Regions from separate parts of the Homo sapiens genome. Here region 1 is linked to region 2. The links are chromatin loops, found by intact Hi-C in ENCODE. Cell type or tissue: MCF 10A. All regions are shown on one strand.

Region 1 (8,000 bases), 1.1 Mb after region 2:
ATCTCAAGGGACCCTGAATAGCTAAAACAATGTTAAAAAGAAGAACAGGCGGGGTGTGGTGGCTCACGCCTGTAATCCCAGCACTTTGGGAGGCCAAGGCGGGCAGATCACGAGGTCAGGAGATGGAGACCATCCTGGCTAGCATAGTGAAACCCCATCTCTACTAAAAATAACAAAATTAGCCAGGCGTAGTGGCAGGTACCTGTAGTCCCAGCTACTCGGGAGGCTGAGGCAGGAGAACGGTGTGAACCCGGGAGATGGAGCTTGCAGTGAGCCAAGGTTGTGCCACTGCACTCCAGCCTGGGCTACAGAGTGAGACTTCGTCAAAAAAAAAAAAAAAAAAAAGAAAGAAAGAAAGAACACAGAAGAACAATGTTGGAGGGCTCACACTTGCCAATTTGAAAACTTACTACAAAGCTGCAATCATCAAGGCAGTTTAGTACTGGCATTAGAATAGATGTATTAAACCAGTGGGATAGAATTGAGAGCCAGAAATAAACCCTCGTGTAGATGACCAACTGATTTTTGACAGAGTGCCAGATTATTCAATGGAGGAAGAGCAGTACTTCAACAAATGGTGCTGGGAAACTAGACATCCACATGCACAGGAATGAGCTGAACCCCTACCTCACACCACAATAATTAATTCAAAATCGGTCCAAAGGCCTACATGTAAGAGTCAAATCTATAAAACTATTTAAAGAAAACATGACCTGGATTTAGCATGGATTGATAGATAGGACACCAAAAGGGCCAGCAACAAAAGAAAAATACAAATACATTGGATGTCATCAAAAGTTAAATATTTTTGAATCAAAGGATACTATCAACAAAGTGAAAGAACAATCTACATAAAGGAAGAAAAGATTTACAAATCAGATATCTGATAAGCGTCTAGCATCTAGAGTATATAAAGAACTTTTTCTTCAACTTTTATTTGAGAATCAAGCAGTACATGTGCAGATTTGTCACATGGATATATTGTGTGATGCTGAGGTTTGGAGTAGTGACTGTAGTACCCAATAGTTTTTCAGCCCTTGCCCCCTCCCTCCTTTCCTCCCTCCTCTTGTTCCCCAGTGTCTATGGTTTTCATCTTTATGTCCATGTGGACTCAATGTTTAGCTCTCACCTATAAGTGAGAATATGTGGGATTTGGTTTTCTGCTTCTGCATTAGTTCTCTTAGGATAATGGCCTCCAGCTGCATATTGCCGCAAAAGATATTACTTCATTCTTTTTTATAGCTGTGTAGTATTCCATGGTGTGTATGTACCACATTTTCTTTATCCAATCCACCATTGATGGGCACCTGGGTTGATTCCACATCTGTGCTTCTGTGAATAGCACTGCAATGAACATATGGATGCATGTGTCTTTTTGGTAGATTGATTTATTTTCCTTTGGGTATATACCCAATAATGAGATTGCTGGGTCAAATAGTAGTTCAATTCTTAGCTCTTTGAGGAATCTCCAAACTGCTCTCCATGGTGGCTGAAATCATTTACACTCCCACCAACAGTGTACAACTGTTCCCTTTTCTCCCAAGCTTTGCCAGCATCTGATTTTTGGTTTGTTTTGTTTTGTGTTGTTTCATTTTTTATTTTTTATCAAAAGCCATTCTGACTGATATGAGATGGTATCTCATGGTGGTTTTGATTTACATTCCCCTAATAGTTAGTGATGTGGAGCATTTTTTCATATAGTTGTTGGCCATGTGCATGTCTTCTTTTGAGAAGTGTCTGTTCATATCCTTTACTCACTTCGTAATGAAGTTATTTGTTTTTTGCTTGTTGATTTAAGTTCCTTGTAGATTGCAGATATTAGACTTTTGTCAGATGCACAGTGTGTGAATATTTTCACCCATTTTGTAGGTTGAGTGTTGACTCCCTGATAGTTTCTCTTGCTGTGCAGAAGCTCTTCCGTTTAATTACGTCCCGCTTGTCAATTTTTGTTTTTGTAGCAATTGCTTGTGAGGATTTAGCCGTAATTCTTTTTTAACAAGGCTGATATCAAGAAGGTGATTTCCTAGGTCTTCTTCTAGGATTTTTATAGTTTGAGGTCTTACATTTCGGTCTTTAATCCATCTTGAATTAATGTTTGTATATGGTGATCTGGTTAGCGGCCCAGTTTTATTCTTCTGGATGTGGAACTCAGTAATAAAAAGACAAATAACCCAATTAAAAAGTGGGCAAAGAATCTTAATTAGACATTTTCTGAAGAAGATACCCAAATGACAACAAGCATATAAAAAGACTCTGAGCATCATGATTCAACAGGGAGATGCAAATTGAAATCACAATGAGATACCATTTCACAAACACTAGGATGAATATAATGTAAAAGGTCAGACATTAACAAGTATTGGGGCAGGGTGTGCTTGTACCTGTAATCCCAGTGACTCAGGAGGCTGGAAGGGAGGATCCCTTGGGGCCACGAGTTTGAGTCTAGTATGGGTATCATGGCAAGACCTTGTCTCTACAAAAAATTAAAAATTTAGCTGGGTGTGATGAGGCACAACTGTAGTCCCAGCTACTGGGGAGTTTGAGACAAGGATTGCTTGGGTCCAGGAGGTTGAGGCTGCAGTGAGCTATGATCATGACACTGCACTTCAGCTTTGTCAACACAGTAAAACCCTGTCTCTAAAAAATAAATAAATAAAAATAAAATAAAATAACAACTGTTGACAAGGATGCAGAAACACTGGAACCTCCATGCACTGCTGTGGGAATGTAAATTGCTCAGCCACTGTGGAAAACAGTCTGCAGTTCCTCAAAAACTTAAGCAGAGAGTTACCATAGGGCCCAGCAATTCTGCTCATAAGGATGTTCCCAAGGGAAATGAAAACACATTCCATGCAAAAACTGGCACACCCATGTTCACAGCAGCATTACTCACAACAGCCAAAAGGTGGAAACAGTCTAATGTCTGCCAACTGAGGAATGAATGGTGTATTCATACAAAGGAAGATTAGTGTAAATAATTTATCATAGTAATGAAGTTCTGTTTCAGGCTGCAACATGGATGAACCACAAAACATTACACTAAGTGAAAGAAGGAAATTATAAAAGACCACATATCATATAATTTCACAGGTATGAAATTTCAAGAATAGAAAAATAGAGAGAGACAAAAAGTAAATTAGTAGTAGCCTCTGGCTACTACTAATGTTACCCATTTATCAGACTCAGGTGAGACACTCACATATGTCACAGGAAGTGGGTATACCAGTTACAGACAGGCAGCAAGGGAGAACAGGAGCCTCGGATTCATTGGGAGCCCTCTAGCCTCAGCAAAGCTTCCCAGGTGAGCTGAGTCTTATCCATGTGTGCCCCACTCACACCACAGCTGAGGGATCCCAGAAAGCCGCCTGCCCTCGGTCTTATGTCCCAGGGCTACAGGATTCACTGCACTAAAGCACGAAAGAATATCCTGTTTCTAGGAACTGGGACAAAGCCCGACTCTTCTGGCCAGTCCCTCCCTAACTCAGGATGTTGCATTCCCAGCATATTCTACAGTTATTCTTTTTCTTTCTTTATTAATATTTTAATTGAAGCATGATCATTGTACATGTTTATGGGGACCAGTGAGATATCAACTTCTTTAGCTTGCACCTGTGAGTGAGATCATGCAGTTCATCTTTCTGTGCCTGGCTTATTTCATTTAGCATAATGTCCTCCAAGCTCACCTGTATTGTCACATAGGGCAGAATTTTGTTCTGCTCTAGGGTTAAATAGAATTCCATTGTGTGTATACACCATCTTTTCCTTTTCATTACTTTTCCATGTTTTCCATTCATCTGTTGACAAGCACTTAGGTGCTTTCATATCATGGCTATCGTGAGCAGTGCTGTGATAAACATGGGGTGCAGATATCTCTTCAACACACTGATTTCTTTTCCTTTGGATACACACCCCATAGTGGGATTGCTGGGTTAGCTCTATTTTTAGCTTTTTGAGGAATCTCCATACAGTTTTCCTTAGTGGTTGTACAACTTCCCACTAACAGCATACGAGTTCCCTTTCTTCACTTCCTCTGCAGGATTTATTTTTGCCTTTTTGATAATGGCCATTCTGTGGGATGAGAGGACACCTCATTGTGGTTTTGACTTGCGTGTCCCTGATGATGAATGATGCTGAGCATTCCTTCAAGCTCTTGTTGGTCATTTGTACGTCTTCTTTCAGAAATGTCGGTTCAGCTCCCTCTGCAGTCACGCCTGAGAACCACAAGTGAGACACGGGGAGAATTGCATTGGTCTGAAGCCGCCTGGAGAACCGTCCTGTGGGGTAGTGAGTGGGGGGTACTAAAGGGCATGAGGTTATGAAATTTTCTACAACTGATTATGGTGATAGGTACACGGCTCTGTGAATATACTAAAAGCATTGAATTGTATACCTTAAATGGGAGAATTGTGTGGTATATGAACGATATGTCAATAAAGCTGTTAACAAAACAAGAAGAGGTATCAGAGAGGTTGGGGATCAGTGAAGCCGTGGTTGTATCAATGCACCAAGAGTTCTGGTGGAATGAAAGCACTGGAGAAAGTGAGCTAGAAAGAGGAGGGTGGCTGGAAGCGGGTGCATGGGACACACCCCACTGGGGTGCCCTGTGAAGAACAAGGGCACAGATATCACCACAGGGGTGAGGGGTGGGGAAGGATCTTTTACTTGTGTAAATGATCCCCACAGGGGCACTGCTTAACTGAGCAGTGGGAAGGAGGACACCATCCTCCAGCCCCCAGAATGGTAGAGCAACTGACAGCTTGCATCTTGAGCATGGAGAAGCTGCAGGCACCCAACTCCAACCCATGAGAGCAGCTGCAGGGGGTGAACCCTGCAAAGTCACGAGGGTGGAGTTCCCCAAGGCCTTAGGAGTCCACCCCTCACTCCAGTGTACCCTGGATGTGGGACTGGGAGTCCAAGGACATTATTTTGGAGCTTTAAGATTTAATGGCTGCCCTGCTGGATTTCAGACATGCATGGGGTCCGTAGCCCCTTCCTTTGGGCTGACTTCTCCCTTTTGGAATGGGAATGTTTACCCAATGCTTCTACCCTCATTGCATCTTGTAAGTAAATAATGTATTTTGATTTTCACAGGTTCATAGGTAGAAGGAACTTGGACTTGGGACTTCAGACTTGATGTTGGAATGAGTCAAGACATTGAGAGGACTGTTGAGAAGAGATGATCCTATTTTGTGATGTAAGGACATGAGATTTGAGGGGTCAGGGGGATAATGACATAGTTGGGCTGTCCCCTCCAAATCTCTTGTCGAAATGTAATCCCCAGTGTTGAAGGAGGGGCCTGCAAGGAGGTGTTTAGGTCATGGGGGCGGATCCCTCATAACTGGCTTAGCGCCATCTCCTTGGCGATGAGTGTGTTCACTCAGATCTGGTTGTTCGCAAGTGTGTGGCCCCTCCTCACCCCTTGCTCCCATTCTCACCATGTGGCGTGCCTACTCCTGCTTCGCCTTCCACCATGAGGAAAACCTCCCTGAGGGCCTCCCCAGAAGCTGAGCAGAGGTGGGTGCCATGCTTGTGCAGCCTGCAGAACCATGAGCCATTCTAACCTCTTTCCTTTATAAATTACCCAGCCTCAAGTATTTCTTTAGAGCAATGCAAAGAATGGTCTAACACACCCAGAAAGCTGAGACTGGTATGAGTAAAATATAAAGACCATGGATAACTTTTGAAATCTGAAAATGTAAAATTAATATTACTGGGGGAGTTAACACAGGAAAGATGAGAGCATGTGGGCAGAGGCTGTTGCCCATTGGTCACATGTGGTCAGCAGAGAGCAGGTGACCAGCACCCTGGAGCTTTGCAAGAAGTACCAGACAGCCTGGAGTTGAGGTTTTAATTATAGGGGCCAAAACAAACGGGGAAAAAGACAAATTTAGCATACAAAGAAAGTAGATGCTCAACTGAGCCAGGAGGAAGTCACTAGCAAAAAGGAAAAAAACAGAGCTCTGGAAAAATAATGTAAACAGTCACAAGAAAGGGACCCTGTGTCCTGCCTGACATCTGGACAGGTATATAAAGAGCCCGGGCTCAGGGAGCTCCACACCTGCACCTCCCTCTCACCTGCTCCTCTACCTGATCCACCCTCAATCTACCAGAATCATGGGCTGCTGTGGCTGCTCCGGAGGCTGTGGCTCCGGCTGTGGGGGTTGTGGCTCCGGCTGTGGGGGCTGTGGCTCCGGCTGTGGGGGCTATGGCTCTGGCTGTGGGGGCTGTGGCTCCAGCTGCTGTGTGCCCGTCTGCTGCTGCAAGCCCGTGTGCTGCTGTGTGCCAGCCTGTTCCTGCTCCAGCTGTGGCTCCTGTGGGGGCTCCAAGGGGGACTGTGGCTCTTGTGGGGGCTCCAAAGGGGGCTGTGGTTCCTGTGGGGGCTCCAAGGGGGGCTGTGGCTCCTGTGGGGGCTCCAAGGGGGGCTGTGGTTCTTGTGGGGGCTCCAAGGGGGGCTGTGGCTCCTGTGGGGGCTCCAAAGGTGGCTGTGGTTCCTGTGGGGGCTCCAAGGGGGGCTGTGGTTCTTGTGGCTGCTCCCAGTGCAATTGCTGTAAGCCCTGCTGCTGCTCCTCAGGCTGTGGATCCTGCTGCCAGTCCAGCTGCTGCAATCCCTGCTGCTGCCAGTCCAGCTGCTGTGTCCCCGTGTGCTGCCAGTCTAGCTGCTGCAAGCCCTGCTGCTGTCAGTCCAGCTGCTGTGTCCCCGTGTGCTGCCAGTGTAAGATCTGAGGCTCTGAACCCAGACCTTCAGGTTTCACCTGTTTGGTGAAAGCATTTGTTATGATTTCCCTGAATTAATTCATCCCACGCATCCTCCCTGAGGCACCTGCCCCTTCTCCAGCTCATCATCCATGCACGCACCTCCTTCCATGGCTCAGCTCTCCACTGGGCCCTGCCTTCAGCCTCCTCACTCCGGAAATGCATGTTTCCTTGATGCAGGAGGTGGCCTTGCCTGGACGCGGGCACCCAGCCAACTGCCATGGTGTTCCCTGCACTTGGGTGTGGACCATCTTCTTCTTCTCCCTCGGCTGACTGAGATGCAAGGTCTGACCCCACAAGGCCAGGCCAATGTTGCTCAGTGATCACTAAGAACCAGCTTCTCAACCACCATTGGGACCCTGGATCCTCCAGGGCCGCTCGCTGCCTGTTCTCCAGTGGCCACCTGTGACCAGGAAGGTCTCCTTCCTTCCTGTTGTCTCCATCTATTTAAAAACAATAACAAAGTAATGAATGAATTTCCTTACAATAAAGCCTCTCATGTCTGTAAATCAGCTGCATGCTTGGTGCAATTCTGTCCAACCCCTTTCCTGTGCAGTGACTGATTCTGCGTTCTGATCTGTCAGCTAAGCTGGGAAACGCCTGCCAGCAGGCCTGGTACATTCACAAAAAAACCTGCCATTCCCTTCTGTCCTCCTCTCAGCCTCAAATATCTTCAGTCTCTGCTCGCAGGAGAAGAGGGCAAAGCCCGGGAGGATTCAGCATTCAATGCCCGCCCTAGAGGCGCAGAGGGGCAGGCAGGCCCTGAGTCCTGACGACCAGCCAAGCAGGGCTTTGCACAAGACCCATGGCTTCCAGCTTCCCGCTCTCCTCTGGGGCCTCGGAAGGACCCCAGGCAGGGCAAGGTCGGAGGAGGGAGGAGTGAAGCACCGCTGAGCTCCAACGCACTCTGATTCAAACATTCAATTAGCCTTTTACAATTATGAGGTCAACGGCTTTCCATAACTAAAGGTAACCAGGAAGTTACAGAATGGCCCAAGGTGTCCTCGGAGCTCAGTCTCCCGGCAGGAAAGGAGAGTTCCTGGGAAGTGACACATTTGGGGACCCTGAGCCAAGTCCATCTGTTTCATGGTGACATGCCACCACGCTGAGCCTGTTCTCTGACCAGTGTCACAGGCAAGGCTTTAGAAATCACGCACTGGGGAGGAGGAGACAAGAGTGATCTGAGGACAATCTCCAGCCAAGCGAACCCGGAGGGAAAAGGTGGAGGGAAGACAGCACACAGGGAG
Region 2 (8,000 bases):
GCTGTGGGTGTGGATGCGCTGGCAGGTGTGGCGGTTTGGGTTCTGCAAACCCTCCCTACGGCGGCTCTCGGGTCCTGGAGCGAGACGCCGGGTGCACGACGCCAGAATCACTGAGGTGCCGGCTCCCCGCGGTGAAGGCTCCAAGGAACGCGCCTGGGCCCGGCCGGCGCGGCTGGAGCAGCAGTTCTCCGGCAGCCCTGCCCTTCCTCGAGTTGGGCCTTTGAGGGGCCTTGGGGCCTCCCGGGGCGGCGGCCTTGAGCCATTAGTGTTGGCTGAAGTCTTAATGACAGGCGAGAGGTGGGCGGAGACATGGGGTTTGAGAGGCTGTCGTTTCCATAGGCCGAGGTTAAGCCTAGGCCAGGTGAGGTCTCCGAGGCGCCCGGCTAGAGTCGGGCCAAGGCTGGAATCTTTGTCCTCATTCAGGGACGCCTTTGCGGTCTTTGAAGCTACGCTCAGGTGAGCCGAGGGCAGACACTGTGTCTCCTTCCGGAAGCTGGGGGTTGCGATACGCGACCCCAAACACCTGATTTTGGGAGAATGGCTGCACTCCCAGCCCCTCCACTGTGGGCCTCGGTGCACGAGTCGCGCACCCTCCCAGCATCCCCTTAGTACCCCAAGGAGCTGTGGGACTTTCCACTCACTGAAACGGGGCCAGTCTATACAGGCGTCTTTCCCTTGTGGAGCCCAGCTCCGTGTGCCAGAAACAGACTCGTGGGGTTTGGGGGTTTCAGCCCAAGCATCCGCCCAGAACACAGTCTGCTTCTGCTGCGGCCGCTGAGAGGACTAGGGAAGTGTTCCTTTCCACACCCTGGGACAGGACGGGCGAAGTCCGTGGGTCTGGTGGCCTCGGGGAGCAGGGCAGGTGGAAGACTCCCAGGCACTTTCCAGGCAGGGGACTAGGAGGGCCCGTGGAGGGGCAGGCAGTGCTCCGAGCCTTTGGGGAATCCCCTCTTCCTTACCAGGTGTCTGAGGACCAGATGGAAGCTGCAGGAGTGGGAGTGGCCACAGCATGGGCACAGCTGCAGTGGGCTGAGGCTGTGAGGGGGCCTCTAGGAGGGGCTGTCCCTGCAGACATTGCCTGGGCCAGGGTTACAGCAGTGCATGAAACAGGCCGTGCCTCCCCCACGGGGATTGTCTTCCAGAGGCATGTGTGGGCGGGGTGGGGCGGTGGGCACTAATCAGTGAGCAAGTAAGTAAAGCAATAAGCCAGTGAAGGTGGCAGTAAGTGCCCTGGGGATGTGGGAGGGGGTGATGGCAGTAAGTCCCATTCTAAATCAGGTGATCTGGGAAGCCATGTAGGTACGGGGACCCCACAGGGAGGCGGCGCTGAGGTGGCACTGTGGCTGGAGCCAGGTGAGCAGGGAGGAAGCCCGAAGAGGAGGGTGGGTGGGGCCAGATGGCTCTGGACCTGGTGGGCAGAGTGGCAGAGCTGAGGTCAGTGTGGCCGTCTCTGTGTCGCTGCTATGAATGCACAGGTGGCTTGTGTTTCCTGCTATTTCTAGACCTCTCTTTTTGTGGTCTCCTTCCTTCCCACCACACTCTCCACTTAGCCCTCCTGGGGCCTACCGGAGAAAGCTGGTCCCATGCCTATTGGCGAGGGAGGCTGGTCTTTCCCAGCAAGCATGCTGGGTGTTAAAGGTCTCAGGCTGTGTGGTTTTCCCTGGAGCCTCGATGTCTCTATCGGGCACCTTGTATAAACTCCCACTTGTGAAGATGGAGCGTTTCTTAGCTCTCCCAGGTGGCTCCAAGGCCAGGAGGGCAGCTGGCCATGCCCTTGGCGTTAAGTGGAGCTTCACAGCTGCATGGGGCTGGCAAGCCATTTCCAGGCTCACTCGGGAGCCATGAGACCCCCATCTCATTCTTCATTAGCTCCGCCTTTCTCTTCTGCCAATGGGGGTGACAGTGGAAGGAGAGGAAAGGGCTGCCCCAGTTCTGACTGGCAGAGGGAGGCCGTGGGCTGTGGGAGAAAACACATCATCATCGTGGGGGGCTAGGAGCTCTGTCATATGGTGGTTGTAAGCAACAGAAATGGGCTCTGGCTGGCTGAGGCCACAGAGGTGTGTGTTGGGAGGGCTCTGGGCAGTTCACAGCCACAAGAGGAAGGCTTCATGGAGGACCTGGGAAGGACTGGCCTCGGGCAACTCTGCCCCCATGGTGAGGGCCCACAGTCTGGGGATAACTTGTGTAGGTGCCTGGAGGCCATGGGCAATGGCAACTGGTTCTCCAAGCCTCGGTGTCCTCGTGAGAAAAGGAGATAGTCACCTCAGTGATGCTTAACCTCATAGGATTCTTGTGGGAATTAAAGCAGATCCATGTGTCACATGCCCTCTAAGCCAAGGGGACTTTACAAATGTTGGGTCCTTTCTCTGAGAAACAGGGGTTTCTAGGTCTTGGTTCTCCTGATCCCAGTGGAGTGAATTAAGGTAACCAGATTGCCACTGAATTCGGTCTTCGTTTTCCACAACCCTGAGGTGATTCAGCTGGTAGGGACTCCCCCCTTGCCCCGCCTCCTGAATTCTTAGCCCTGCACATATGACGTCAGATGGGGCAGGGAGAGGAAGCACCCTGTGGGTGGAGCAGATTCGGAGCCAGCGATGGTTCCCAAGGCCCCGGGCTGGGTTCTGTCACCTGTAGATAGACTTGGGAAGCTGCACAGCAACCTCTGCTTCTCCACTTGCTGTGGACCTTGGCAAGACTTAGTTTCCTCATCTGGGAAATAGGGCTTTAGTTGTTACCTCACAGGGCTTTTAGCCACGTGGTGGGTGCAGTGATCTGAACGGTGCCCGTCCCAGATAGCACTAGGTAGACTGAGTGCTGTTTCCAACCTGTACCGCCTCTTGGGTATACACACAGAATGCTTGTGCTTGTGGCCACCTCTGCAGGGCTGCAGGGGCTATGTGTTTTTCCCACTCCCCGGGTTCTGGGGTTTGGAGAACACGCTTAATTCTGTTTTTGCAGTCATCTTGGGCAGAGATGACTACAGTTGGGCAATGGCAGGATGGCTTGCCTTCCAGGAGCACCGCGTCAGAGGGGCCGGCCCCCAGATGCAGGTGGCTGGTGAGGGGTCTCCACACTCTGTCCTGTGAACTGGGCCATTTCCGTGGTCCCTACCTCATGGGGGCCTAGGGCCTGGCTGCCAGGTCTTACCCAGTGGCTGTGAGCAGTGCCAGGGCCCCTCCTCTGGCTCTCAGACACATGCTTCATACTTGGAGCGGAGGTAGCAGCACATGTGGAGCAGGGTGACCAAGAAGCTTTGGCCACATCTCCCTGAGCACCCTGCAGGTTCTTGGATTATTGGCTGCATTGTTGCCTGAAACTACACAGTCTGAATTCCAGTGGACTCTTCTGGCTGGTAAATAGCCACACCGATAATAGTCTGTGAGCTGAGCAGGCACAGTGGGGAGTTCTGGATCTGAGTAGCTCCTCACTCCCTGGAGAGATGTGTGTGGCAGGACAGCCTGTGGCAGTGCTCTGCCTCCAGAACTTCTGCGGCCTGTTTGCGGGGGGGCCCCCGAGAAGATGGGGCTGCTGCCGCTCCCATCTGTCCGGAATCCCACAAACGCTCACTATTGCTGTGGCTATTCTGGTCCCACAGGCAGATGGCAGCCCTAATATGCTCACTACACCGCAGGCTCATCCTCTAGAAAGGCAGAGGCTGCTCAGGGAAGCTTCGCACTTAAAGCAAATGGAGCATGACAGCATTGAGACAAGAATTACACTGATGTACTTCTCACATCGTTTTTTTGTCGAAAGAAAAACACACATGTTGCCACTTTCACTTGTGAAAAATGGAAACAGTTTTCCTGCAATGAGTGGCCTCAATCACTAAAAATGAATTTGTGTATATTTATAACAAAACGTCGAAATGATTGATATTGATGGCTTCGTTAAGCATTACCAATGAGTACCACCGGGGGGCGGCACAGCACAAGGGGAGTAGGTCAGAGAGCCCAGGGCTCCTGTGGTTAAACTTTTCTCCTTTCCATGAAAATCCTCAAACACATTTTGTATTTTAATTAAATGAAAATACTGAAAATGATACAGTAGAGAGCACTTTTAATGGAAAATTAATTGATAACACAATCTTATTTCAATTTACTTTTTATTTTTAACTTAAACGACTGTGTATTTTCCACAGTCTTATGATGAGAAAGGCTCCAGAATCACGTGTAGGTGTCCTCAACATTTCATAGCTCGAACCGTCCTTTCTTTACGTTGTGCATTGATATGGGCTTCTCAGTTCAGAAAACAAGGCACTATAACTATTTTATCAGCTACATTAATACATTGAAGATATATTTATCCTTTCATGAAAGATACAGCATTTGAATACAATATGGTTTTATGCAGATCAGGTTCAAAACACCCAAGGCACACACTTTATTTTTTTTCCTTTTTTTTTTTCTTTTCTGTGTTTATTTGAAGGCTCGTATTAAAATTTCAAAATTGGCATGAACAAAGAGTTCCAGAGTGGAATCAATGGACAGGGATTGTTGTAATTTTGAACATAAAACGGTAAAGACTGTGGAATGTAGAACAAGTTACAGGAACGATAAACAAAATCACCAATACAGCATGGATTAGAAATCAAAGTGATGAGATCTGCGGAAGTCTGAGAAACAAGTTTGGAAATTCTCTGATTCCCCACAAAGCACGGGCAGTCCTGTCTGCATGCAGCTGCTGTGGTCACCCAGCCACTGTGGAATGTTCACCTACTTGCATGGGTTCATGGTTGTCTACAAATACAGAAACACATTCCAGTTCGCCAGTTATTAAAATGCCTCCAATTTCAAGTAAAAGAAAAAATCTTCCAATAATTTTCCTAGTAAGGTAAACGAATATATTCATCTAGGAAAAGTGGTCTGGAAGAAACCATTGGAAGCAAAGTCTAGGGGGGTGCCAAGGTTTGGGAGAAACTATTGGATGGTGAAGCGGGAGAGCTTGAGGGTGAACTACAAAAGATATGAGGACTGGAATTTTTCCTGAACGTGGAAGCATAGAGGCTGCTGCTCAACTGGGGAATGTGCCAAAGTAGAAGAAACTTTAGGAACTAAAGACAACAAGTTTTCACTGGTGAGGCCAAAGAAGAAGTTCAACGTTTAGGTTTAAAATATGCTTCCCTAAAGCGGAGGGATGGCCCATGTCTTCCTGGCTTAGTTCTTTGCCAATAGACACAAATTCTCTCTTGCTCCAAGCCTTAGCATGTGGTTTGCTTGTCAACCAGAGAGGCGGCCCAGTTCTGCCACTCCCTTGGCCTTATGGCTAGAAGACACCCTGCTGGGGTGTGGGGAGACTGGACCCTAAGGGAAGGGTCCGGATCTGGCTGGCCCTCCGCGGCACCGCTGCTTCCACCCAGAACAAAAGGAAAAGCCGAGCCTCAGCTCCACGCCTATAGCAGCGGTCACAGAAGCAGATTTTGACGTTTTGCATAATTCTGAAATAACATGCACGTATCCATTGATAAATTGAGAATAAGGAAATGGAACCAAGGCAGATTAGCTCAGTGACAGGAGCCTGTTTACTCGATGAGAGAGATTTTTCTGGTCAGTTTTAGAGAGGCAGAGCTGGCCACAATGCCTGAGATAATCTACATTAGATTGCAAGTCGGGCAGCTTTTTGTTTAATTCAGACAGTGTTCACTGTTTGTTTGCAATCAGAACCACAACCTTAGTGCAATAGTATATTTATTTTTTTACAGTAATTTTGGTTGCCATACAAGAGATTTAAGGATTGGGAGAAAGTGCAAATTACAGGAGCTTTTTTTTTTTTTTATAAAGTCTAAAAAGAATAAAAGCACAAAAGTAACAGCAACATAGATAATGCGAACACGTGTTGTTACACAAACTATAGTGTGAAACATATTAGTATTTAAAAAACAAAAAAAAATTGTTAATGGGAAAATCAATATTGTGGCCCACACACAAAAAGTCATTGCCAGATCAACTGGATAATGCTTGCTTGTTCAATAACTGAGAAAAAAATTTACCATTTTATTAACTAAAGTATCACAAATAATTCACTTTGTGATATGTAAAGTTCAGCAAATCAACAGTCACATTGAGTAATTTTTATATTATGTGAATTAACTTAAAATGTGCGCAGACACCCTGGAAAAGGTATCTTGGCAGGTATACATAATTTACATTTTGAGAGATTTGGGTTTTGTATACACAATATTACAGAAACTAGGCATGTAAATGCAGTTTATTTAAATTACAGTATGTAACAAAAGTTGATCTTAAAACCTGGAATAATATCAACATGATCTTTAGATGAGCAGTTTAACATTTGTTCCACCATTAAAGAGGGGCATGGAATAGGGCCTCGTCCTAACATGTCCCAAAGGGGGAGAACAGTGGGTGGTGATTTGAATGAGGAACTATTGCTTTCAGTACCAAAATAAGCAGATAGAGATAGAGACCGATTCATCTTGGCAACATGTGTTTATTTGTTGGTCAGTGCAGGTTCTGATAGGTCTATTACTTCTCTATAATAAGACAGTGTAAAAATAAACTATGTTATCAGCTCTTTAGTCTTGCAGCCAGCTTGCTTGTGGTTAGTGGCATGTGGCTTGGAGTATCTTTAAGAAAGGGAATAACATCTGGCCCTCACCAACTGGCTGCCAAAGTTCAACAAACCGAAGTCACGAGTTTCGACTGGTTATCGTCTGCCAGCGGTTTCCTTGACTCTCCTTTGAGCTAGTGTTTTGCCTGGCACTGAGCACAGAGGTAATACCAACTGTAGGCCCAGGGAAAGTGCCATGCCAAAGGAATGGACTCACGGAATTTTGCGGTATCATCAAATGGAAGACAAATTAATGGCCAAACCACCATTTTTACATTTTCTAAAATATGGGGCAGCCTCAGCAGGCCACCTGTAGTATCCTGTCTTGAAATTTATCTAGAGTAATGCTCATTCATCTCATGATGGAAAAACTGAAAGCACACGGAAGTAAAGCGCCTTAATATTCAATTGACTTCAAGTTGGATTGGATCATTTCAAATACAAAGATTGACCTGCAAAAGGTTTTGGAACAGAAGGTCCAAAAACTTGGTTCCAACATCAGGGGTGTGTGACTGGAAAAGCGCGTGTGTGTGGTGTGTGTTTTGTTTTTGTTTTTGGAGAAACTGCTGCATTATGAATTGTAACCACTTTGAAGAAATTGTCCTTCAATGACGAAGTTCTAGCAAAGATAGAAAATATAACACAGCTCTGCTGGTTCAGATGCATCCAAATAAGGTTGATTTAAAAAGGTCATACTTTTATAATTATTCCACAGAAATAGTATTATTAAATCACAAAAGTTTTTTTTTCTTTAACTTTCTAGCACTGAAGTGGCACAAAGGCTGCCTAGTAGACCAGCCACTTTTTTTTCTTAAAATATTGTGCTTATAAACTATCTGTACAACTATTTAAACTTGCAGTAAAGAAAGATTTTAAATTGCTAAATTTTATGTGTTCATTCTAGAGCTGTTCCAGACCTAATCAAGAAAAAAAGGAAAAAAAAAAAACAAAACCATGTTTTATAATTAGAGATGGGCTGAGCTAGTTCTGAAATAATAATAAAACCAAAAACCTGACATTCGAGTATCCTCCAAATGGGGGAGAATGTGCTGGAAGCCTGACTGTGTGTTTTGCGGCCCATGTGCATCTGGTGACCTCTTTTGGAAATTCGAGGTATTGTTATGGGGTGGAGGGACTCCGGGGAAAGAAAGGGGCGGGGCTCAAGAAAGCCTTGCCAGAGAGGCTGACCTGGCAGCCCAGGAGACCTCCCTGCTTTCCTCTCCTCACGCCTCTGCTTTCACTCTGATCCTGCCGCCCACCTTCTGTTCTCAACCCTGGGTTCTGTCTATACTCCATACCCACTGGGTCCTCAAAGAAGCTGTTGTACTGTTAAGACAAGCTGGTGGGATTCCTAGACACCCAGAGCGATAGGGGAAAAGCCTCTAAGTACCATCTTCCCTGGCCTCCGAGAGCAAAAGGACTGTCTCAGCAGAGAT

Evidence for each region. A loop is a pair of places that touch in the nucleus more often than their neighbours do. Peaks named below come from ENCODE experiments on the same cell type or tissue, not always from the same donor. Only the 100,000 strongest peaks of a DNase experiment are listed, where the experiment ranks them.
Region 1: it touches region 2 in a loop (15-fold over the local background); 2 of 110 quality-filtered maps call a loop at or near these places.

The regions. Positions count from the first base shown.
Region 1 is chr11:71,559,474-71,567,473 of GRCh38, forward strand. It overlaps KRTAP5-10 (keratin associated protein 5-10), which reads left to right and starts at 6,090. Exons shown (of 1, transcript NM_001012710.2): 1 at 6,090-7,262. The coding sequence starts at 6,115. The coding sequence ends at 6,723. RefSeq lists an enhancer at 6,477-7,292. In MCF 10A, a CTCF peak has its summit at 4,214 (motif pointing left); a DNase peak (open chromatin) is centred at 4,208.
Region 2 is chr11:70,463,766-70,471,765 of GRCh38, forward strand. It overlaps SHANK2 (SH3 and multiple ankyrin repeat domains 2), which reads right to left. Exons shown (of 26, transcript NM_012309.5): 26 at 4,089-8,000. Among named protein-coding and RNA genes, the nearest start is that of CTTN, 69 kb to the left of the region's middle. RefSeq lists an enhancer at 6,475-6,684. In MCF 10A, CTCF peaks have their summits at 3,920 (motif pointing right) and 7,625 (motif pointing left); DNase peaks (open chromatin) are centred at 3,936 and 7,686.